Linked DNA regions of Homo sapiens: all the other regions are linked to region 5. Evidence: chromatin loops called from intact Hi-C (ENCODE). Cell type or tissue: A673. All regions are shown on one strand. Region 1 has its middle 16 kb from the start of LINC01812. Region 2 has its middle 80 kb from the start of ETAA1. Region 3 overlaps LINC01828 (long intergenic non-protein coding RNA 1828). Region 4 has its middle 28 kb from the start of LINC01799. Region 5 holds the start of LOC105374786 (a long non-coding RNA gene).

Evidence for each region. Hi-C counts contacts between places; a loop is a spot of excess contacts. Peaks named below come from ENCODE experiments on the same cell type or tissue, not always from the same donor. Only the 100,000 strongest peaks of a DNase experiment are listed, where the experiment ranks them.
Region 1: it touches region 5 in a loop (2.9-fold over the local background); 40 of 110 quality-filtered maps call a loop at or near these places.
Region 2: a loop joins it to region 5, with 5 times the contacts of the local background. A loop is called at or near these places in 19 of 110 quality-filtered maps.
Region 3: it touches region 5 in a loop (10-fold over the local background); 8 of 110 quality-filtered maps call a loop at or near these places.
Region 4: a loop joins it to region 5, with 15 times the contacts of the local background. A loop is called at or near these places in 2 of 110 quality-filtered maps.

Annotation. Positions count from the first base shown.
Region 1 is chr2:67,838,713-67,843,712 of GRCh38, reverse strand. No RefSeq gene overlaps it. Among named protein-coding and RNA genes, the nearest start is that of LINC01812, 16 kb to the right of the region's middle. In A673, a CTCF peak has its summit at 3,029 (motif pointing right); a DNase peak (open chromatin) is centred at 3,082.
Region 2 is chr2:67,474,819-67,479,818 of GRCh38, reverse strand. No RefSeq gene overlaps it. Among named protein-coding and RNA genes, the nearest start is that of ETAA1, 80 kb to the right of the region's middle. In A673, a CTCF peak has its summit at 2,789 (motif pointing right); a DNase peak (open chromatin) is centred at 2,818.
Region 3 is chr2:67,235,235-67,240,234 of GRCh38, reverse strand. The region is part of intron 1 of LINC01828 (long intergenic non-protein coding RNA 1828); the gene reads right to left. All of the region lies in intron 2 of LOC101927661 (a long non-coding RNA gene), which reads right to left. Among named protein-coding and RNA genes, the nearest start is that of LINC01829, 22 kb to the right of the region's middle. RefSeq lists an enhancer at 3,353-4,794. In A673, a CTCF peak has its summit at 2,761 (motif pointing left); no DNase peak of the experiment used is centred here.
Region 4 is chr2:66,873,636-66,878,635 of GRCh38, reverse strand. No RefSeq gene overlaps it. Among named protein-coding and RNA genes, the nearest start is that of LINC01799, 28 kb to the left of the region's middle. In A673, a CTCF peak has its summit at 4,020; DNase peaks (open chromatin) are centred at 2,335 and 3,975; H3K27ac peaks cover 4,268 bases.
Region 5 is chr2:67,648,905-67,653,904 of GRCh38, reverse strand. LOC105374786 (a long non-coding RNA gene) reads left to right here and starts at 2,875. Exons shown (of 4, transcript XR_001739524.2): 1 at 2,875-2,939. In A673, a CTCF peak has its summit at 2,889; DNase peaks (open chromatin) are centred at 2,914 and 4,184; H3K27ac peaks cover 2,155 bases.

The DNA of each region.
Region 1 (5,000 bases), 190 kb before region 5:
TCTCTGAAAAACATTTTTCCCCTTTAAATTATTGACACTCTAAAAAGTAGCTTATTGCAGCTGCTCCAAGTGCTGGACAGTTTGGATGATCTGACACGATGCTTTAATCTAAGACCTTGGGTGACCATATCCATCAATTGACCCAAAGGGCAAAATGAATAGAACGGCTCCTCCTGCAGCTCTGGATAAATATGTGTGGTTAATGGGAGGCAGAGGGTAAAATTTCCAGGGCTCTTTGGTCTTCTTTGACAAAATTAAAACAGAAATCCAAGAAAACCCTGAAAGGCCCCATACCTTCTCACCTGTGTCCTAGGACTTTCCCTCTAAAGGTAGCGTGAATGCTGAAGAGCTGAGGCAAACTAGAATCTCGTCCCTAAAATGGACGCTCTCCAGAGGATGTTTGGAAAACCTGGCTGGACATCATGGGCTATTAGTGGTCTTTTATTTTTCCTTTCTTTTCTTTGCTTCTATTTGTTTATTTGCTTTTAAATCGGAATAGAAAGGGGAACATTGGAAGGTGAGAGTGGAATGTCCTTAGAATCAGAGGAAGGCTTTCCTATTGGGAAACAAAGGGCACAGACTTCATTATTTGGAATAAATTGTAAATCGTGCCCTCTCTTAACCTACTGGGTGGTATTGTCCTACTAAAAGATCTGACTCTGAAAAAACATCCTTTCTCCAATGCCTCTCCCTTGGGAGCTTTGAAGATTCTGGTAACGTGGGGAGGTACTGACATTTTGGAAACTCCAGACAGATCTGTTTCTGCCAATGGAGTGATTGTGTGTGCATGTGTGTGTTTAGATTACAAACGATTGGACTAACTTTATGACTGTGATTGTACAATAAGGAGCAATGGGCAAAGCTATCAAATCATTTTAAATTGGCCTCTCAGTATCTTTTCCCTTTGCTGAGTAGCTGGAGTTTATCAGTGGACTGACATATTTCCTAGCATATTGGACCTCAGGCAGTCACTCTCCGTTTTTTTTCCTGCCAGTGTTTTGTTTTGTTCATTCATTTAATTAAAGTGTACCAAGTGCCCAGAAAATGCCTGGAATTGTGCTGGACATGATGATCGCTACTCAGAGTAGATCTGCGGCTGCTCCGTGGAGCCCCGGCTGACCCAGCCAGCATGAGCCAGGGAACCAAGCAGTCAGCACGTGAAGTACCCAATGCCCAGCCTCAGGCAACATGCAGTCTAGTTAGTGAGATGAAGGGCATGCCTATGAGAGCTCCCTAGACAGTGCGATCTCCATGGGTGCAGCAAAAGGCAAACAAGGACTGCCCGCAGGCAGAACAGATCTTGCTGGAGTGGTCACCCAAATCTTCACTAAAGAGGGGTTTTGGCTACATCTTGAAGGACAGGAAGGGCTGGGGAATGCACAAGTGGATGCTAGAGAAGGGAGAGGAGTCCAGGAAACAGTGTAGCTGTGCTGGGGAGACCTGGGTTGGAGCTTGAAAGCTTGAGAGGATGAGACATTGGTTTTGGACAGAGATTGAAGAGCCTTGGATACTGACGGGAGCCCTCCCTTGATCCGCAACTCTGGAATATTTCCCACCCTTTCATAGGCCCCTTTTGACCCCATCCCTGAAGGTTGCAAACTTGGGCATTGTCTTCTCTCTTCTTCCAGGTGAAGATCTCCTCCCAACCCCCAGCAGACTCTCATTTGTTTTTCTTCTAACTTTGTAGTGAAAAAAGAAAAAAAAAAACAACTTTGGATTAAAAGCTCAGTTAAGAAAGTGCCTGACAACCTGACATGGAATGGTGTGGAACTGGTTGTTTGCCTGTGGTTTAAAGGTGGTTTCCCAGAAAAGCTCTCTCACAGACGGCCTTGCAGAATGCAATGCAGGCATGTACAAGGGGTGTGTGTGTGTCTGTGTCTGTGGAGAGTGAGGGTGGTATGGAGGATAGGACATTTATAAGAATATCTGGCATGTTGGTGGTAAGTTTGCCAAGAAGGTTTATGCTATCTTTGTGCGTGTGTGTGTGTGTGTGTGTGTGTGTTTGTTTGTTTTGAGATGGAGTCTCACTCTGTTGCCCAGGCTGGAGCTCAGTGGCATGATCTTGTCACTCTGCAACCTCCACCTCCAGGGTTCAAGCCATTTTCCTGCTTCAGCCTCCCAAGTAGCTGGGATTTCAGGCGCCTGCCACCACACCGAGCTAATTTTTGTATTTTTAGTAGAGATGGTGTTCCACCATGTTGGCCATGCTAGTCTCAAACTCCTGACTTCAAGTGATCTGCCTGCCTCGGCCTCCCAAAGTGCTGGGATTACTGGTGTGAGCCACCACACCTGGCCCATACTACCTTTCTTGCATGTCGAAATACAAAGATAGCTCGTTTCCAGCCAACCTAAGAGGTTTTCTAGGAGAATATATACATATACACACATAAACCTACACATATACGTACACATACATATACACATACACAACATAAACATATGTATATACACATTTGCATATATATACAAATATATTAAAATATATCCTAGATAAAAGATTTTAAAACAGTCTTCATGAATGTATGTATTTTGGGTTTTAGGACAGATATTTGGTCTTCTTTCAGCATATACATCTGTTAAAGATTTTTCTTCTTGGATAATAGGTTTAGTCTGCAGAGCATTGTCTTTCTTTCCTTTGGATTATTTTGCTCTTCACCCAATGTATTTTTGACCTCGATGGCACCTGCCTTCTCCTTAGGGGTTGCATACTGTATTGTAGAAAGAAGGGGCTTCAGGGAGAGACTAGGGTGAGTAAATGAGACCAATCTGGGTAAATGTCTTCCTAATTTAATCCTCTTATTGGAAAAGAGTGTTATGAATGAGCCCCCAAAGGTGTGCTTTTCACACACACCAGCCCTAGAGGGAAGAATCATGGCTGTAAATGTACCTGTGTAAGCACCAAGTTAAGTGGTATTTTATTTTTGGTCTCTAGACTAAAGGTAGGTAGTGATTCTACCTGAAGGACTGGAGGTATGTGTACGACATCCCAAGCTGTGACAGTTGGGCAGGTTGAGGGAGCATTGTGAAGACTGCAGCCAGGCTGCAGAGGGCAGTGTGAGACCGTGGCGTTGCCAGTCCTGTGGCAGGGCCAGTGCTGTTCTTAATATAGGCCACCTGTGGTGTTTCAAGATAAATTATGTTAGATGGGGAAACTAGTCTATTGGATTTGCAGTAAATGTGTGCCAGTTAGCTTTACCCCAAAGAAAGTCTTTCTAGGATTTTCCTCTCTTCGCCAATTTCAAGACATTAAGTACTAAGACTGGCTGAGTGGCAAGCTTGTACCCTTTTCACTTTTCAAGCACATGAATGTGTTGTGACAATTGAGATGATATTTGGTGCCTTATGATGCACTACAATTTAACTGCCTTGGGTGCTAATGCAGCTCTGGGTAGGGAGAGACACTTCTTTAATAATAATAACAACTTTGGCACCTTTTTTTCTAGAATAGTAGGAACTGTAGCAAGTTTGCTGCAGGAGCTTTTGCTCTAGAGCTGGTTCTGGGTGTTCAGCATCCTGTGAAGGTGGGATTCCAGGAGGGGAGGATGTTGGTGGCTCTCAGAGAGAGTGGCTGGTCTGGTGTAGAGGTTAAGTGCATGCTTTAAATTCAAATGGACCTGGGTTCAACTCTGCCTCTCTAATTTACTAGGTATAATACCTCTTCATTTTCCTCATCTGTAAGATTTGGATAATTATGGGTAAAGGATTTCCTGGAGTTGCTGGGTTAAGTGAGATAATATATGTGGAATGCTTAGCACAGTGACCCATAGTAGGGAGCCTCTAGAATGTGGTATCATTACTGGCATTCAATTCCAAATATTTATGCAACGCCTGTTAGGGGATTTGATAGTGGACAATGTCAACAACCCCTTACCGTCTGGTCTGGTGAGAAAGACATCGAGTACTTACTGCATCAGAGCAGTACTGAGGGAAGCATAGCACAGTGACAAGAAGCAGGGACTCTGGTGCCACAGTGCCTGGGTTTGAATCCAGTCTGTTACTTCTAGCTGTGTGGCCCTTGGAAGGTCACAGACCCTACTGGTATCTACCTTATGGGATCACTGCAAAGGTTAAATGAGTTAATACAAAATCTTAAAATGTTGCCTGGCATGTAGCAAGTGTCAGCATCACATGACTGCTTCTCATCGCAGAGTGCGATGAGCTTTAAAAGGAAGAAGATCAGGATGCAGGGGAAGTGTATGAGAGAAAGATGTAAGTGAAATTCATCTAGCGAAGTTCCACTAAGGAGGGGAATGAGTCACAAAGTAAATTAGGGGGAGAAAAGGGGAGGTGGATTTACATGTGCTCTTATGACATAATCTCCAAGATACATTGTTAAGGATAAAAAGCAATGGGGCAGGCCAGTATGCATAGCATGCCCCCATTTAGGTAAAAATAAATTTATCAACCTATTGTCTATGTATGCATATATGTATGCATGTATGTGTGTATCATCTCTCTCCACCTATCATCTATGTATCTATTATCTATGTATCTATCTAGCACCTATCTATCCATCCATCTATTTAATCATGTACTATTTTAGGCAAGGTTCACTAAGGGATTGCTAATAGTATTGTTTGGGGGCGGGGGGTGATCTGGGGAATTGTAACAGAAAGAAGAAAAAATAAATAAACTGGAAAAATGATCAAGTAAGAAGATAGACACCTTTATGATCTTCAGGCTAAAAGGCAAATAGGAAAACCAGGCCTAGCTTTAGGTTTCTGGTTAGAGAGTCCATGCTGCTGGTTCCTGGTGGGAATGGGCCTACTAGTCTCACTAATTTATTTTATTTTGGTAAATATAGTTATTTTTATAAAAATGCTATATATACTAATATGAATGGGCCTATTATTTTCAAATAAATACTTAAAATATTTCTTCCTATTTATTTCTAACATGGGAAAGATGATGGATATAACCTATATAAGTAAAAGTTATGTGGGGACATTGGTTATTTTTTATTCTTTGAGACAGAGTCTCACTGTGTCACCCAGGCTGGA
Region 2 (5,000 bases), 170 kb after region 5:
TTCTTTTCTGGAATCCTCTCAAGACAACAGAGCTAAAAGAGTTAGTGGAAGAGCCCTCTACTCAGACATGATGAGACCACTTGTTAATCAGTTAATCCAAAGTTTGTTCAAGTGGGGAATGATTTAAAATGATATTACACTTAAACATTTATTTTAATGCACGTCCATTTTGCAGCTGTTGATGCAGGGGTGAGGGTCCTTCCTCCTGTCTGGGTCCTCTGGAATTCCACAGCATCTTTCTTATATAAACCATATCCATAATATATTTCTACAATTTCCAGTTTGGAAATTTCTCTGAAAAAAATATGATACTTGCAAAGCACTTTGACTGCCAAAAGAATGTCCACATTGTTTTGCAGCTTTTTCCAATTGTTCACAGTTGTCTGGCCCACCCCATTTCAACAGCCTACTTTTTTTTTTTTTTTTTAACAATCCTACTTTAAACAAAAATCAACTATATTAAGTCTTTCAATGTGCTTGGCTAAATTTTCATAGATTCATGAAAATACATTCATAGCTTCATATTTTATTAAATGACATAATTATAATAAAAAGTACAATGATGGCCAGGTGCAGTGGCTCATGCCTGTAATTCCAGCACTTTGGGAGGCCAAGGCGGGTGGATCACGAGGTCAGGAGTTTGAGACCAGCTTGGCCAATATGGTGATACCCCGTCTCTACTAAAAATACAAAAATTAGCCCATTGTGGTGGTACACACCTGTAGTCCCAGCTACTCGGGAGGCTGAGGCAGAAGAATCACTTGAACCCAGGAGGCAGAGGTTGCAGGGAGCCGAGATCACGCCACTGCACTTCAGCTTGGGCAACAGTGCGAGACTCCATCTCGAAAAAAAAAAAAAAGTACAATGACTTAAGGAGGTTTAGGGACAAACTGTAGATACCATTGGTCCTCAATGAGAAGACACTAGCATTCATCCTGTGGAGGGTTTTATGCAGTGAACAGAGAGCATTTGCTAATCAGGTGGGTCTGATCTGGCAAAGCAGTTAAGTGGGGGCCGTTTAAGAAAGTGTTTGCGGTAGATCTATCAAGTTAAAAATTTTGGAGCCTGTACAATTTCTGATGATTGGCAGAGAAACCCAGGATATAGCTTATCGCCACAAACTCAGTGTGTGACCACAGATAGCAGTGATATTCGAAAGTATCCAAAAACATCAACCAGGCTGGGCACTGTCCAATTAGAACACATGCTGCCCATTAACCACCTGTAAAGATATACTGTGTGTTCTAGTTGAATATCAGCTCTGATGTGGAAAAGCTGACATTCGCGACCTTATTCACTTGCAAATGAAAATACAAGAGCGGTTGGTCAAGCAATACTCTAAGTTCCTTCTAACTCTGACATTCCTTATTGAGCTATGTACACCCCTAATTAATTTCCTTCCATGGGATTAATCATTTTTCTGATTCAATTGTTTGTTCTTTTTCTGGATGGGGGTCATCTCGGAATTGTCGTTGAGACATAGATTCTTGTGGGCAATAACAAGAAGACAAAGCAAGGGAGGCATGACAAGGTATACATTAAATGTAAATGTATAGTGTATATTTTCTATATGCCACGGTATCAAACAGATCTGCTTGCACATACTCATAACCACATACTCACATCCTCCCACCTGATTCTCTAGGGGTCTGTGTTCTGCATGTTTTATTTTGTTTTTTAACCTGGGGATGATGCTAATTTTCATGGCTTGCTTCGTTTACACAGATTGGAGCATGTTTTCCACATACAGCTTCTTGTTTGCCAACAAGCCCAGCTGTTGGGGGGCATAGAAGATCACCCAATTATAGAAAACAGTCTTGAATACCTTTTCATGTTTCCCTCGCCTACCCTGGAGGCTCTTTTCCAACAACTACAATTTTAAGGGCCTTTTTCATTTACAGGAAACATTTACTTCTTTATTACTTTTGTTTGTTTGTTTCCAACTCATCCTAAAAGAGTTTACCATAGCGTAGGTAGGGGACCCTTTTCAGTTCTCCTCTAACAGCCCACAGGGAAAGCAAAACCAGGAGAAACCAAGGCCATGTGACCAGATGAGAGCAGGCTTTTATTTTGAACTCCCTAAAAAGGGAAACAGGACCCAACAGATTTGAACATTTGCTTGGAAAAAAAAAAAGAAAAGAAAAAAATCTCCAAACTACTTTACGGTGTTAGCCCAGGCTCCTGTATGCCAAGTCCCAGCCCATAATAAATTTTATTGCAATGTTATAAACTCCTGAAAAGAGGAACTTGGAATGAAAGTGCTGACACAAGCTGCCAGAGCCAGGCCACTTCATTCTTGTGGACTCTGTCCTGACATCAGCACACGTCTAAGGCAAAACCCCCAAAACTGAAAAAAAATGTTTTGCCCGACGGATTCTTTGATTCTCTCTTAATTTTAGTTAAAAAGAACGGGGGAGGGGACCTCATCAATGAGAAACGAGCACTCTTGCAAACAATACATGACTGCATGTGGATGCTCCTGGCTTATAGCTCAAAGAGTTATTCAGCTGAAGTTAAATTCATTTTGCAAATGAAGCCAACCTTTTTTGAGGGGTGGGGGGGGGGTGATTATTCATTTAAATGACAGCTTTATGTACTATAATTACAGTCATTAATGAAGGCACAATTATTTTATCATACATTACCAAGATCAAAGAAGATTTCTCAAGAATAAGTTGTCAGCATATAGAGTCAATACAGAAATTAGACCAAATATGAACTGTAACATTTTGCTTAAATAATGCCCTAGAGGTTAAAGAAACAATGAGTTAAAGTTGTAGAGGGAGAAAATTTAAAAGACACACTAGAGGTCACTGTTGCTACTTGAGCTGAAGATGTATCCACACACATACACACCCAGGCACACAGGCGCACACACACGTGCGTGTGCTCACACACACACAGGTATGTATATATATAAAATATGCATATTTTAATAGGTTCTGTGCCTATCAGAAAAACTCTAAAAAGATCAGTTACCTTCATTAAATTAAAAAAAAATCCATCATGGTATTTTTTTCTGGTGGTTATGTGGACAGTTGGCTATAAAAAGATGAAATGTAAAAATAAATCTTAATTTTGAGGATTTCTTTCATGACCAAGGACATATCAAATACTTCACCTCTGATGAAAGATTTTGCACCTACTCTGCATTTTGAAAAACACCTTTCATCTATATGTTCATTTGGATTAGAAAGTAAAAGTAATTGAGGAATTATGGTCAGTATGCCTCTTCTTATTAGGGGAAGACGATTCCCTCTTTTAAAAATTTTTCAAATTTTAAGATTGTTAAATAGGGATGATATATTTAGTCCTATCTTTGAAGCTGTAAGGAGAAAGTTGTTTAGGTATGGCAAGTCTGTGAAAAATCTTGGAACAAGTATGGGAATTGTTAGTGTAACATTTCAACTCTACATTCATAAAAGGAAATTATTTTAGGAAAAACGACGGGTGGGCCTTTGTAAATGTAATGAGTTTAACAGGAAGAACTCCCTTATTCGTAGCTCCTGAAGAAGTCTCAGGCTCCGTACTGTGCTCCAAGACTTTTGGTGCACAGTATGTGCATATTGTTGATAGAGAAGGAGCAGATCTATTTCAGAGCCCAAAGGCTGGCTCCTGAGTGGATTAGCAGAAAAACTCAAGGCTGGATGATCTATCCCAAGAATAGCATCTCATTGCCAAGGAAGGAAATCCAGAAGACATATTCATGCTGTTCAGTATTCTTCTTAGAGTATTGGTTTCAGACATGTGTACTGGCAAGTGAAGGATCAACCTGGAGGTGTAAATTTCAAAGCTAGGCTCGCAAACAACGTTTCCAGAAAGATGCCCATTTCATCTCTCTTGTTTTCTATTCTTTGCACGTGATGCATGCCTTTGTTTGATAATGCAAGACCTGTAGCAAAGGACAAATAAGGGGAAAGGGTGAGAAAACTATCTCATTTCTTTGCTGAACCTCTTCTTTGTTCTCCATTGTGTTTTTTGATTTGTCCATGCAAATCACAGTCCTGGGAGTAATTAAAGTTCAGAGAGCTAACTAATAGCTCCTCAGTAACCGGATATTTTCTACGAATTTCATGGGTGTGGGTAAAATGGATTTTAAATATAATTTGAATATTTTAATGGAGAATTACACATTTTTAATAGAATTTGCCAAATATCCTCTGTTAAATTCATGTTAGTGACGGAAGAAGACTATTAGGATGCTCGCAACCTCAATGTGAATCAAAAGTAACTGCTTTGCCCACGAGACAGTGCAGCATGGAAGAGGTAATCTGGATGCTGGACTTTTGGTGCTTCCTCTACTACCCAGCCAAGGTGAACTTGGGCAAGCCCTTGACCTTCGCAAGGCTAATTTCTCACTTGTAAGAAGGAGCTAATAATTTCTGTCTTCTCAGGCAGGATGACATAAATTAATAGGTGTAAAGTGGTTGGTACCAGGCTTGGAATGGGAAAATTTTGGTAAGTGTCATTCATCTTCATTGTCATAACAGAAGTCCCCTGAACTCCTTGACACCTATCAAGAAGGGACAGATGCTGTGTTTACACCCACAAGCAGGTATGAAACAACAGCAACATAAGAAAACAACATTTGAATTCAACAGCTTGTTATTTGGGGGTGAGGAGGACAGGTTTTAATTAACAGTTGTATTTTTGTTTTTCCAAACAGCTTTGTGTTTACCAATTCAAACTTGGACTTCAGAGAAAACAGAGAGCACTCTACTATGATAACACAGAACTAGTACCATAATTTTTTTTGGTTAAGAAAGGTATGTACGTTCTGGAAGTTACCTGGGTAGAATAAAAAACAGAATAAAAGTGGAAAGAACAAAAGAATTTAAAAAATGAATAGAATTTATTTTCAAATAAATGTGCATTTTGTTAACCAAAATAATAAACATTAAATGTGTTTGTGTTTTGTGCCACATAACTATTTTTTAATGTCCTATTATTCACAGCCTAGTTAGAGGACCAGGGGTTCATTGAAGTCAGCATGTTTAAGA
Region 3 (5,000 bases), 410 kb after region 5:
AAAACTTTAGCCTCTTTAGGCCAGCACCTAATGACACAGTTGGGAAGAGCAAACCAAATAATTTCGGAAAACAACCTTTGACTACAATTCTGATCCAAGAGGATCAGAAGTGTTATCTATTGAGAGACTGCCATGTCTCAATTTAACAATATTAGGCATTCTCACCTGATTTTTCACTTAAGTCATATAATACACCTGCAAGTAAATGTGATTTCGCCCCTTTCCATACATGAGGAAAACGAACCTGGTGCTTTTTAGGTTAGGTGCTAGAATTTGCACAGGTCTGTCTAATTTTGAAGTACAATCTCTTTTCCTTACTGCCAAAGATGGGGAGAAGAGTGGAGAATAAGAAGTTCGGTTAGAATGGGAAGACTCCTAAGACAAAACTGGCTTCTTAGCATTTGCTTAGGACAAGTGTTAGAATAAATGAACTAAATTAACAATAGCAACAAAACAGGAGAATATTCTGTCTTGGTCTGCTTAGGCTACTATATTAAAATACTAGACATTGGGTGGTTTAAACAATAGACATTTATTTTCTCACAGTTCTTGGGGAGAGAGGACAGAGATCAGGGTGCTAGCATGGCAGGTTTCTGGTGAGGCCTGTCTTCCTGGCTTGCAGACACTAGATCTCTGGTGTCTCTTCTTATAAAGATACTAATCCTATCACATCAGGGCCCCACCCTTATGACCTAATTTAGCTTTAATTACCTTCTTAGGGGCACTATCTGCTAATACGGTCACACTAGGGATTAGGGCTTCAACATATGGATTTTGGAGGGACACAATTCATTCCATAGTTATGCTTCTCTCTAAGTTAATGCTTGTCTATGTCAACCTTATTTTTATATTTTCTATGCTTAACATGGGCCCCATTATAAAACTCAACTTATTTGGGATGGAATAATTAATAAATAAAAACAGTTGGAGGTCCTTCTTTCCAAAAGACTATAAAAATTGATGCTAAAGTATAATAGGGTTGTAAAAAAGAAATTTCAGCAGCTTAATTTCTTAAAAAAAGTCGTAAGAGTTTTCATTAGCTAACTTCCAAGATAGCTAGTTTTAATCTAGAATAAAAGGTTTCTTAAGGTTTCTCAATAGTGACACTATTGACTCCATGCACCAGATAATTCTTTATTGTGAGGGTTACACCGTTCATTATAGGATGTTCAGCAGCATCCCTGGCTTCTGCCCACTAGATGCCTGTAGTACCCCTGTCCCACTCCCACTGCCACCCTGTCTTGGCCTCAATCATAATAATAAAAATTGTTTCCAGACATTGCCAAATGTCCCTGGCAGGAGTAGGGATGTGACAAAGTCATTTGATCTAGATTCCAGTTTGTAGACCACAGAGTATTACGGATCTTAGAGAGGCCTCTAATTCCAAAACAGAGAATCTGCTTCAATCTCATTGGGATGCATGATCCCTTGATTCATCCCTTTTCTCCCTCTTAACTCAGTCTGTGCCTCATGTACACTCACAGATTTCCTACTCTGCCCCCATTCCCTTTTGCCACTTGTCCTTCTGCTGTTTCTGTCTCAGCAGAAGTGTCCATTTTTCTGCTCCTGCTGCCAGGCAGGTAAAGGTTAATTGAGTAAGAAACAACTTTGGCATCTTTTATACACTTCTTGGTTCTGCTACCAAGGTATTCTCTCAAGTCCCAGCTAAGCAGTGGCCAGAAGTTTGCCTCTCAACTTTATAGTGAATTCCTACTCTCAAATCCTATCATCAAACAAAGCTCATCTACAACTTTGCTTCAAAGATCAAGACTTCCTGGTTTGACTGCTGTTAACATCTGTCTTCCATTTACAGACCTTCTATTTCTTTATTTGCTCTGAAGGAAAGTCCATTCTCCTGTTCAAAGCACTCTTGGTCTTCCCTATTATTACCTTTTTCTTGCTTTGGTCCCCTCCCCGTGTGTCCTTGTTTCCCCTTGCATCTTTAGTCTCTCTCATTCTCCTTGTCTTTTCTTCTGTTTCTGAAAACTTGCTTAAGTTTTCTTTACTTTCAATTAAAAAACTAAAAAATCCTCTTCCCTAACCCAGTGGTTCTCAATTAGGAAAGATTTTACGTTCCAGTGGACATTTGGCATCATCTGGAGGCATTTTTGGTTTTCACAACTGAGGGTAGGAGTGTTACTGGCATCTTAAGAGTAGAAACCAGGGGTGCTGCAAAACATTCCATTTAAAATTACAGGTCTTCTTTTCCCCAACCCCAACAAAGACTTATCTGCTCCAGATATCAACAGTTCCTGAGGTTGAGAGTGCTCAACCCTATAATTCCCTGGAGATGCTACATCACCTCTGCTCTTTTACTTTTTAACTCATTGGAAGAATTGTGCACACCTGCAACTGTACTTGCTCACTGCTCAATCACATTCACTTACTCTTTAATCCATTGCAATCTAACTTCCTTCCATAGGTTACCAAACCATCAAATCAAGCAACCTCAGTTCAATCTTTAGCTTCTGAGCCTCTCTGCAGTCTGTGATATTACCTTCCCAGCCTGTAGCTTGGGAAATCATGGAAGGATCAAAGGTTCACGCATCCCAGTGAAGTTGAAGTAAATTGTCTATTTTGGAAATGAGAAGTCTTCCAAGATCCACAATACTTTATAGTCTGGAATCTAGACCCTAGATCAGTGGTTCTTAAATAAATTTGCTCCCCCTCTACCCCTGTCTGGGGACATGTGTCAATGTATAGAGAGAATGTTTAATGTCATGATTCGAGCAGGGGGCACTACTGGCATCTAGTGGGTAGAAGCCAGGGATGCTGCTCAATATTCTTCCATTTTCTTTCTTCTGACTTATCTTTTGGTATGCCTCCTTAGCTCTACCCTGTCTTTATCCTCCTCCAATCTGACAGGTGTTTCCATTAACTCTGTGGTCTCTTTTTACTCCTCCTCTTTGTTTTATCTATGCTGCCGGTTTGTAAACTTGGTGAAAACATTTTAATCATGCTAGATACATGGGATGCTTTTCAGGGTTCCTTGCACAAAGGATAGCTCAAAAAATATTTGTTTGCTTGAATTAGGATTAAACTACGTATATCTATGTAGAAAACAAAACAAAGCAAACTGGCCTCCAATCTCATGAAAATCCGAGAGCAAAATTTGGAGCTTTTATTTATCATGTGGCACATCTTATCTCCATTGTTATGCCATGGTAAAACAGGCCCATGGAAAGTCAGGAGAAATAGGAGTCCAGAATTTGAGTTGAGTTGCTGACACTCTTGGACTTGGGAAAACCTGTATTATTCTTGGGCATATTTCCTCATGCATAAAACAGAGGGGCTAGAGCAGATGAGCTTCAAGGTCATTTCTAATTTCAAAGTTCTATGATCCTAAATAGAAAACTCATAAAGTTGAATCCCTAGTAAATTTTTTTCTAATTCAGCAAGTTTTTCAGTAAAATGATATTCTTAAGTTGACTTAATTAATATCTTTATATTTTGATGGGTCAAACATGCAGTGTTTAAACATGTGTATACATATGAATACATACATATTAAACATTATGTACCTATATAAAATATATGTGTATGTATATATGTATCTATATGTATGTGTGTGTGTAAGCATCATGTAAATCCAGTAAAACCAGGCTTTATTTCTAAATCAAATGTTCCAGTGCAATTCTAAGTGAGTTAAAAGATGTTGATCATAAAAACATGGATTCAGCCTTAACAACTGTGTCACAGATAATGACGATGTAATGAGGGAATTTAAGCAACAATCAGAAATGATGTGGTTTTCTTCCCCCACCAAGCACATGTTAAATTAACCAGTAAGCCTTGAAGCCATGCATACCTGATGATTATTTTATGTTATCTTGTGTTTTAAAAAATGGTTCCAAAGTACTAGATTTACAGCACTGCAGAATCCCACACTGTTGCAATGCTGTCTTCAATTCAGCCACTTCATATTGAAATTTCACACACAATAATTGGCTGACCTTCACAGCTATGGCAGAAACTAATTAAAGCTGTAAGGCTGTGCTAGCATTGCTTTTGTGTGAAATGTGAAGTTTGGTGATAATGAAATATGGGGTGCAGATGTTATTGTCTTAGATAGACCGTGCCCTTGGTTCACACTAATGAAGAACAGCAATTATTAAACAAAAAGTATTTTTTACTCATTAATTATTTTGTGTTGTGAAAGTAGAAGTACAAACACAGCACCACCTCTTCTACCAGCTAATCCCCAAAGTAATTTTATGGACTTTACCAGCTGACTTCTATATCATTAGGTATCCAGTTTTCACTTTCTCCCCCTACTGCTCTTAGACCTTTGGGAGCCTTAAGCAAGGACCTGGATGGGTTCAGAGAGCAAAGGGTAAAGGGCATGCTAAAAATGGTCACCCATAAAGATTTTTAGACAGCTGGAGGATTAAATGAATGAAGCTTTTTGGAAATAACTTCACACACCAAACAGAGATGTTGGTAGAAATATGATGCCATCCACATTGTTGTCGGATGATAGGCAAAGGTCACTGCTGCTCTTGAGGTGCAAGTAGAGAAATGAAGCAGGCCTGAGCTCTGTTTCTTGGTTGTTTGGAGTCTGGGTTTCTATTAATAGGTCAGTGTGACTTGCAGGACTTCCACTGGGTCAAATATAACAAATCACAGATTTGTAACAATTAAAGGAAAACACTAAAAAGGCACATTGTATTGGCAAGTCTTCACTTTCCATGGGCGAATGATCTAGTCTGCTTCTCTTTAGTCCTCTTCTCATTGACTATATTTTAAAATTTAAGTTATTTTTTTTTCCTCATTGACTTTGGGATACTCAATTCTTATTAACTGGCTGAGGTGGGAGAGACATGAATTAAACTTAAATTGTCCAATTTCCCTATTTGGGGAAGGAGAGTGAAATGATTAAGTTTAACTGTTACTTGTGTAATTTTTACTGTCATTCATACCCCGTACCATGAGCATGCAGGTAGCGACTGCATAGGGCACTGTATCAAGGCCTTGTCTAAGAGGTGTCAGCTAGTAAAATG
Region 4 (5,000 bases), 780 kb after region 5:
ATTCTAGAGGTTCTTATGCAATAATACATGTAAGAAAAAGGAGCATAAACAATGAAAAATTTGAAAGTGTATACCATGTAATAACTTGCCTATAAGTGTAATAAGGATGGATTACTCTATAAGTGGATGAGTACAATTTCCTAATATTTAGAAAAAATAAATTTCACAGCATACTCCAAGTACATTAGCAGTAAATTAAACTTTATATTAAAAGTAAAGAAGCATAAAGCCACTCAAAATAATAATAGGTCAAAATATATATAATTTCATGGTGATGAAAAATTTTGTAAATTCAAATCCATAGAAAAGAACTTTAAAAAACTAAAATTTAGAACAACTAGAGATCTCTAAAATAATTAAAATTTATCAAATATTCTATATTCCTAATGCATAAAACCTGTTGAAAAGTGTAGACAAAAGACAAATATATAAATACCAAAAAATGAGCAAATGTCATCAGTGAGAAAACTGCCAAAGAACAAAAATAGCTAAGTTTGTTGTCTGCAAATTTAATTAGTTAATTACTGCTTTTACTAGACAAGTAAGATTGATAACATTTGAAATAAAAATGACAAATATTTATATCTAGGGTTTATAGATAAATGAATGCTGCTCATAGAAGAGTAAATTGGAAAAATGATTTTGGAAGATTGTGCAATATCTATTATAAGCTTCAAAGTTTGAATGCCCATTAATACAGCAATTCCACTTCTGGAAATTTATTCTCAAGAAATCATTATTGAGGCTGAGGCAGGAGAATGGCATGAACCTGGGAGGCGGAGCTTGCAGTGAGCCGAGATGGCACCACTGCACTCCAGCCTGGGCGACAGAGCGAGACTCTGTCTCAAAGAAAAAAAGAAATCATTATTGATATCTGTAGGTCTCTATGCAAGTTATATAACAGTTTCTAATATGCAAAATTTGGAAGCCATATATTCAACAATATAGATGGATTAGGAAATATTGTACATCCCATAAAATGGAGAAAAAGTTATAAATATATACTCTAGTAGAAAATATGTTTTACAGAAGGCAATGAAGAGTATGACCCCAATGTTTTTCAAAAAAGACTGTCTAAAATTATGTATATTAAAAAGATAGAGAGGATTGCCAATATAGATATTGATATAAGAAAAGTAAATATTTTTGAATGATAAATTTGTGGTGCAGTTAAATTTCTTTATATTTTACATTTTCTAAGTTGAATACAAGAATAATTATTTTAAAATAAGGAATATGGAAAATTAAATGAGTTTTTTTGTGTGCAGTCAATAACCAGTTAGAAATATTTGAAGAGTCCATACAAATTAGCAAAAAGTTTAAAACGCTATAAAATAAGTTCAAAGAAATGTGCAGAAAATGAAATTTCAAAAAATGAATAGCTATGACATATTGCCAGATTGACTCACTACATTAAAATATCAGTTATATAAAAATGAATGTGTACACATAATGAAAATCCAATCACCCCTGTACATACTTTTGAAACATCACAAAACAATTATAATATTCATCAAAAAGAATAAATTGGAGAGACTAGAAAATACTTTTTAAGTATAATAATTAAGAAAATTTACTTAGCAAAACTTTAAAAGTAATAATATATGTTATACAATTAAATATGGATAAAGAAAAACATATTTCACTATATAAAGAAATAATTTCTTTAAGTAAAAATAAGTTATAAAAATTTAAAGGTCACATTCAAATTGGAAAATTTTTAGTATATATCACAAATATATACACCAAAACATTAATATCTTTAAGATGTAGGGATCTTCTACAAAGCAGTAAAAATACAGCTATTCCATAGAAAATCAACTCAGAATTTGTACCAGTGAGAACTGAAAATGTTTTAAATGAACAAAAATAGGTAATTGGGTATACAAATTGTGATACAGCTGTGTCATGAGATAGATACTTCAATTATAATCATGTTGTAGAAGAAAATATCATGTGAAAATACCGACAATTACTGTTTAGTAAATAAAATAGGCTGCCTAATATCTTGTGCAATTTAACATAATTTTTGAGACTACAGCATATACAACAAAATATTTAAAACATTGCTTTCTCTGAGTAATAGAAATATGAATAATATTTTTGCATTTGTGCTTTTCTATACTGCCTAATTTGTCTACATTAAAGAGAAATACATTTGTTTGCAATCAAAAGTGTATAAACAAATTATATTGATGTGTGCCACAATTTTTAAAGGAAACAATAACCCTTTGTTATTGTTAATGCCCTAATTTCATTTTCTGCACATTTCTGAAGGAAGGAAGGAAGGGAGGGAAGGAGGGATGGAGGAAGGAGGGAAGGAAGGAAGGAAGGAAGGAAGGAAGGAAGGAAAGAAGGAAGGAAGGAAGGGAGGATGGATCAAGCTAAGCACTGAGCATAAGATAGACTAATTTTTATTTTGGAATTTAATGGGTTCCTAATAACAAGAGTCAGAATGACAGTAAGTTTTCAAACTTAATTACTGGTGGTGTCACTCTCTGACAGGAAGGAGGAGAATAAGAAGATAGCTACCCAGAGTTAGATCCTGTAGAAGTACGTCTCCCTGAAATATAAGTAGCAGATACATTTCATTAAGCTGAGTATCATCAGCTGCTGTGAGTCAGTGAGAGTTAACATAAAGCATAGTAGTGTAAAACAATCACTAATGTTTTGAAAACATTTCGCCCTGGATCCAAAATGGGCTATCAGTATAGATACCTGTGCTGGGCTTAATTTTCTGTTGGCACTGAAAAGTAGAAAAATATTCCCTGAAGCTCTGGCAGTGTTTGCAAGGTGGTAAGTATAGAAAATAGGAAATAATTTAATGTGGTTCAAACTGGTACTCCTGAAATGTCTCTAAAAATAAATCCTTTCTGACTCTTCATTATGTGGCACAAATGAGAGGTCCAAAAATTATGGCTTGACACCCACTTTACATTCAAGGTCAGATAGGCAACAATCAGGCGATGATATTTTATTCTTCTGCACATATGAAATTCTGTTTGAACTCATCAAATTGAATTTATAGATGTCCTAAAATTGGTTGTAAGTAGGACAAGTTCTCTACTTGGTTTCTTAATGCAAGTGAATTACAAGCCAGGCATGATTTTATTTGGTATAGAGGAGAGAAGTTAATAATTTTAGCCCCAACCTTGACTATAATACAGGTCTCCATTTTTAAGAACAGCCAATTTAAAGACCTTGGCAGTGATCATTCAGGAAAATTTCTGAATAGGACACATTCACATAAAGCTTTTTTCCCCTCTGCCAGCATCTCTATAACTACTAAGAAACTTGTGAGGAAGAAAACAAAATATTTGAGTATAAACCAAATGAGAGTTTTTATTCACTAAATTTAAATCTGAAGAGCTGTTCTTCTAGCATTGAGGGTTTGCTTGAATCCCACAAAACCCAGCAATAGTTAGAGCTTAAACGGATACTCTGTCCTTAGCTCACCTCCCAGTATCAGACTTCTGTGGGTGTGTGTAAAACTCATCATGTCAAAATGAAATTTAACGTCTTCTTTTTGGTTGAAATCATATTGTATTTTTAGTTAGAGGTTTTCTTCTTAATATTTTAGAGGTGTTAGTTTATATATTCCAAAATATGCCTCCCCTGGGGACAGGAAGGAGGCACTGAACAGGGCAATGCCACAATCTTACAAAAGGAATAAAAGGCCAAAGAAAATGTTTAGTTAATCCTTAATAGCAAAACAATAGAAGAAAGATTTGAAGATACCCCATATAATTAATAGAGTAGAACTAAGCATAACCTGCATGCTTCCAGGAAGATCACAGAATGCACTGTGGAAATAAGCAATACAGTAGTTAATCACTTCAGATAAATCATGCAGAAAGTACTATATGTTCCACATCCAAGATAATGATCAAACCTCTTCAAAATCATCCCATCTGGTAAATCTTTTCCAAAGCTCAAATTGCGCCAGGCCATCCTTAACCATCTTCCACCATAAGGGGCAAAACGCTAATGTGGCTGTAGTCTGACTGCTTCAGCAATTATGGCTACATGCAAATAAACATTATCATCAAAAATAAAATCCTGTGGCACATCTAAAAGACTTAAAAATGTTTGTAAGCTTAAGAATGCAACAGGCCATGGGTGACAAACCACCAGCTGGAATTTTCAGGAGTAGAGGGAGGCAATGTGTTTCAGATTATTCTGAGAGCACACCCAAACTGTGATTTCTTGCAAAAGGAAGGTGATACAAACTCAAATAAGAACCGTGTCATTCAGAAAAGCACTCTCAAGAGCAATAAATGATCTTTTGGAATAATTATAGAAAGAGCAACTGCATTTGAGTCATGTTAAATATTTACATGTTTAAGAAACAGACTTTTCAGGCTACATTATTGGTTAAGCCAACTGCTCAATTTTAAGAGAGATTGTATGTCTCTTTCATAATTCCTGAAATCTGTGCTGATATCCAGTGTTGTCCAAACTCATAGGATTGAGCTGTTATGATTTTAATTAAACTTGCAAAGTGGCATATTAAAAGCAGATCTGACCAAAGATACAATGAAGCAAGAGGGTGAGGCTTAAAACAATATTAACAACTAGTGTTTTGTGGTTCTCTTCAAATACCAAAGGAGGTTGAATTGGAGTGAGGGAATATTGGTTAATAAATTTCCAGAGAAAAAAGAAACCACCTCTATTTTCAATCTTTAAGCACCAGGGAGAAGGAAGAACCTTAGTTAAGTATTGTTTACAATGTTTCTCTAAGTTCAATGCAGTGCAATGAATTTGTTGACACCTCAAGCAAAAAATATTTTATGTATAGAGTACATACTTAGAGCTGGATTTTCAAAAATATGCATAAAAATTTTCAGGAGAAAATGCTGACAGATTCTTAACTTTTCGAAGGCTAGGGAGACACCACCGTCTACTTCAAAATATAGTATGTAAGAATTGTTAAACAAAAGGTTAATAAGTCGATTTTACTTCCTTTTTCCTGGAGCTCTAATTTAAACAAGTTGTACACA
Region 5 (5,000 bases):
CTCAAAGAATGAGGACAGTCACTTTCTGGACACTGGTGAGACAGTCTCCTGAACCAGTCCTCTGCTCTGAGTGACATGCATCTGCTCCTGGGTCTTCAGCAGGTCTTGGGTTTTCTCACCTCTGCACATTCGCTGACCCAAGTTCGCAATTTATGATCTTCTGCTTCTTTCTATCTCTTCCCATTCCTTCCCCTAAGCCTTCCAGGCCCAGTGAAAACCCCACCTCCTTTGCAAGGTCACCTGACCAGGCCAACCTAACCATAGGGCTTCATCTTTTGAGGTCTCTCCTTTGGCCTTTTGCTGCATCATTTGCTCATTATCTCCTCATGTCCACATGTCCAATCTCCCAACTAGATTTAGATAGGTGATATCAAAAATGTTAAAGCAGCTAATCATCTACTCTAAGCATCTCGGTCTTCTGACTCCTAATCCAGTGCTCTTTTGACTGTGCCATGATGTTCCTTATGAATTTTCCCATGCCCATTAACTTTTGGGGGTGGTAATTTATTCATTTATTGAGTCATGATTAAGCAAATATTTATTGAGTGGCTACTAGATGACAGGCTCTACCCTAGGGACTGGAGATACAGTAGTGAACAAGACAGACCTTGTCCACTTTCTTGAGAAGCATATATTTTAGAGGAGAATGCAGAAAATAAGCAAGTAAACATGCCAGATAATCTTAGAGAATGAGAAGCACTATGTATAAAATTGAAAAGGATAGATGGGGTGATAGGCTAGAGAGAGATGGTAGTGAAATGAGCATGCTACTTTAGCTAGGGTGGGCAGCAGAGGCCTCTCTGAAGATGGCACTTGAGCTGAGGTCTGACTGATGAGTTGGGGGTGATCATAGGGGGATCTGGAGAAAAGCAGTGCATGCAGAGTGAAGAGCAAGTGGCAAGTACCTAGGTCAAAATGAGCCTGATGTATTAGATGAGAAAACTATCAGGGTGGCTGGAGGGCAGTTAGCAAGAGGAAGTGGAACACAGGTGATGAGTAAAAAGTTTGCCAAGGTAGATAGGGCCCAGGATATGCAGGCCAAGTGAAAGGTTTGCAGACCATTCTCAGAGGAAGGGGAAGTCCTGGAGGGTTTCATGTAGGGAAGTGACATTGTATGTTACAAATTTGAAGCAGAGGACTCTAGTTTGTAGCAGGAGATTCCTTTTCTTCTGCCTTTGCTTTTACGGTTTTGTTTTGTTTTGTTTTTTTTTTTAATAAAATTGGGGTATACTATACATAAATGGGATACATCTTAACTATCCAGTTGCATACATTTTTACTTATGTATGTACCCGTGTGGCTGCCACCCAAATTAAGATACATAACAATTCCGGTACACCCCAGAAGGCTCTCATGCCCTGCCCAGTCATTCCTCCACTACTTTCATGATGCCTTCTATCACCACTGATTAGTTTTGCCTATTTCTTAACAAAATGTAAGTGAAAGCTTGTTGTATGTACTCTTCTGTGTTTGGGCAGTATTGTTATGTACTATTCCATCATATGAATATGTCACAATTTATTCATCCTACTAGTGATGGACTTTTGGGTTGTTTTCAATTTCAGGCTATTATGAATAAAGCTGCTATGAACGTCCTTGTACATGCTTTTTGATGGATGTGTGCACTCATTTAGGTTGGCCAGGAGTGGAATTGCTAGGTCTTAGGATTTAGCTATTTAGTAGATACCATGAAGCAGTTTTCCAAAGTGTTGTACCAATTTATACTCTCACTAAAAATGTATGATACTTCTAATTTCTTCTTATCCTTACAAATACTTGGTATTATCAGTCCTTTTAATTTTAGCTATTTTGGTAAGATTGTAGTGGGTGGGAGTCTCATTGTGGATTTTTTTCCCAGGGGAAAGAGGGTTTTTTAAAAAATATATACTATTTGTTTACTATTCCAACCTCCCCAGTATCGATATTGTGGTGTTGATTATGTGGTTTGATTTTAAAAGTTTGGATTTCAGGCTGCCTGGCTTGCATTCCCCATTTCCAACACCACATTATTTTTTTCCTTGCACTACCCCCAAGAGCAGTATAAAACCCAAACATGCCAATATGACATCATCAGTTCATTGTCTTCTAAGAATGTAATATTTCATCTTTTGTAGGGTGACCCTATTCCAGGATAGAAACGAAAATAGAAAACAGGACTTAGAACTTGAAAGGGAAAATTTGGGTCAGCCTCCAGCTTAATGCAGTTGCCATTCTTGAAGCCAAAAGGCCGTCTAGTCAATGCACAAAGAGAGTTGCTGAAGAAGTGGGGACTGTTGGTTTCATTACATGCTCATTATACTACTGTATCAGAGTGGTTAGGATTTTGCCCTAACGATGAAATAAGAGTGTTATGCTTCATTTCCTGTTTTGGAAAACAGAGTCTTTGACTTAAAAAAGGCTAATTGCATATTGTTTTTAAAAATTGGGTTGATTCATCGTATCATAATTAAACTAATTAGAGTACTATTATTTTCCAACAGCTTTAATGAGTTCTTCTGTTTGGCAGGAAAGCTGAGACCAAATAATATTGCCATTTGTGAAAAGATGGAGGAACTCTATTCATTTGCATTTTGGTTAATAAGATTTGTGCATTAATCCAGTTATACTTTGTTCTCTTGAGTTTGGCAAACTTCTAAAATTTTCCAATTTTCTACCATGTCTCTCCTTCCCCACCTCCCATCTCTTCCTTAGAGAATTCCTGGCGTCTGATTTAAAATAGGTGGAAACATTCTGTTTCCAGCCGAGGCTCCCCAGCTTGGTTGGAATGCTGGTCTGGTTGTAATAGAGCCTGCTTTTGGCCAGCAGCTCTTAAAATAGCTCCTCAGCTTATAAAGCAGAAAATAGAAGTTTGGGCAGCCCAGTGTTTGCTTGCAGGGTGCTTCTGGCCGCTTGCTTTGGGGGGCACTGTTGCTCCAGCATGAGAATTCCAGCGGGCTGTGGTGAGTGATGGCTCTCTGTTGCGCAATTTTGTATCTGCACTCCTTGTCAAGTAATCATTACAAATGTTTCGTGGAGGAATGAGCTGGCTCCCAGCAAAGGTCTGCTTCTCTTAGAAGCGAGGGCCTGAGGGGTGGGGATTGGTCTGTCCGTGGTAAAATTTCCCCCTTTGACAGTGTAATTAAGTGCTAATTAACTAAATGAGTGTAAATGTTGAAGGCTGAGATAAATATCTACATTTCCTTAATCTTATTTTCCCCTCTAAAATTTGATAAAGAAAATTTGGATTTAATGGAGGATATATGTCAAAATTGTTTTTAAAGATTGCAAATCTGTTTAGAAGGAACTTGGTTCGGATTTCTACAGGAAAAGTTAACAGCATATAAATATAGAAGAGGTACAATAAAATGTGGATGTGATATTGCAATAATTATGTTAAGGAGGCTTAGTGGAGCTACCTTTTTGAAACATCTGGTTTGTTTCTGTTCTTTCCATATCCTGCAGATGTTGCTGAATCCATAAAATATACTGACAGGAGAATACATTAGCCTGCGAAGTCATTCCAATGAATAAAGCCAAGGGTAGCCTCTTCACTTTCTAAAAAATCTAGTTAGAAAAGAATTCTGCTTTCAGAATTCAGCAGGCAGAGATTAGGCCAATAATTGAGAGGGGCCCAGGGCCTTCTAAAAGTGTCAATAGTGATCTGTTCTTGCCAAAGGGGAAAAGAGGGGCTTTGTGGAGGGGCAGTCAGAGTAATAAATGGGAATCTTTGTAATTCAAGCACTTTCTCATTACCTTCTGTGGTTAGTGATTAAAAGTGGGACTGAAGAAAAGGCAAGGGAAGCCCACTCCTTCCCAGCTTGGTAGCAGAGCGAAAGGATCTTGAGCCCATCTTGAGCCCCGTTACCCTTCCTCTCCTGCTGGCCTCTGGGGCTGGAAAGAAGACCCAGAGCCAGGTAGAGGGCTCACAGACTCACGGGCAAGTGCCTTGGGAAGGGGATGCATAATCGAGATGCCATCTGTGGCATTGAGCTGATGACAGCTGCATGATGCCCTGGCTCTCCTGTGTCAACACCCTCCCCAGGCAGGAAACGACAGCGGTAGGCGCATGTGTGCTGAGCCTTCGGGAGAGCACACACAGGCATCCTAAAGGAGTGGGCATGGAGAGCTGGAGTTTATTAAGTAGGGGTTGGTTGCCTGTGAGATTAACACCCTGAAATAAATGCAAAGTTGAGAAATATTTTGGCTTCCAGCCAACTTGGCAGGAAGATTTAGGAACCTGGAATGGTCAGAAGGACAAAGCCTTAAAGGACCCATGTTAAGTTTAGTTTCTGGCCAGCTGTGATCTCTAAATTTCCCCACCATTTACATCACTCCTTTGTGTTACAGCATCATGTGTTCAGAAGGCCCCTATTAAAATGTGTAACAGATGTTTTTTTCTGGCCACCAGCCTGTCAGACAAGTAGGACATACTCATATAAACCCATTGGTGAAAAACTAGTATTTCTCTGGCTCTGCTCTAAGTTGTTGACCTCCAGTTGCTGACATCCAGTCCTATCTGCGATCTTCCTTCTGGGCCAAAGGGACAGATCTCTGCTGTGTCTCACAAAAGACTGTTTCTTGCTTGTTCTCTTAGGGCTCCTGGCTTCATGTCACTAGGGAGGGGTCTCTGCTGCTTGCTGTCCAAGCCTTCCATTTCATTAACAGTTTTGTGTATGGCTCCACCAGGCACTTAACTCCTGACTGCACCATTTACCCCTGTCCCTGGGTCATAGGAGATCACTTATTGAAGTTCCACAAGAGCTCTCCCTCCTCAAAGATTGAGTTTAGATTCCTCTCAGCTACCTGCCCCCACTCCCCAACACCCCAGGGTTATACCTCCCTTCTCCTTTTCTTTTGCAATGTACTCATTTCTGTTTTGATTCTTCAGCTGTAATTCTCAATGCTCAATTGACAGATTAAACCCAATATGAGCAGTTTTTATTCCCTTTGGGAATGTTTGACACTAATGTAAATGTGTTGCTTAAGAAAGGAGGTTTAGCCTCATTGCCATTGCCATTAAT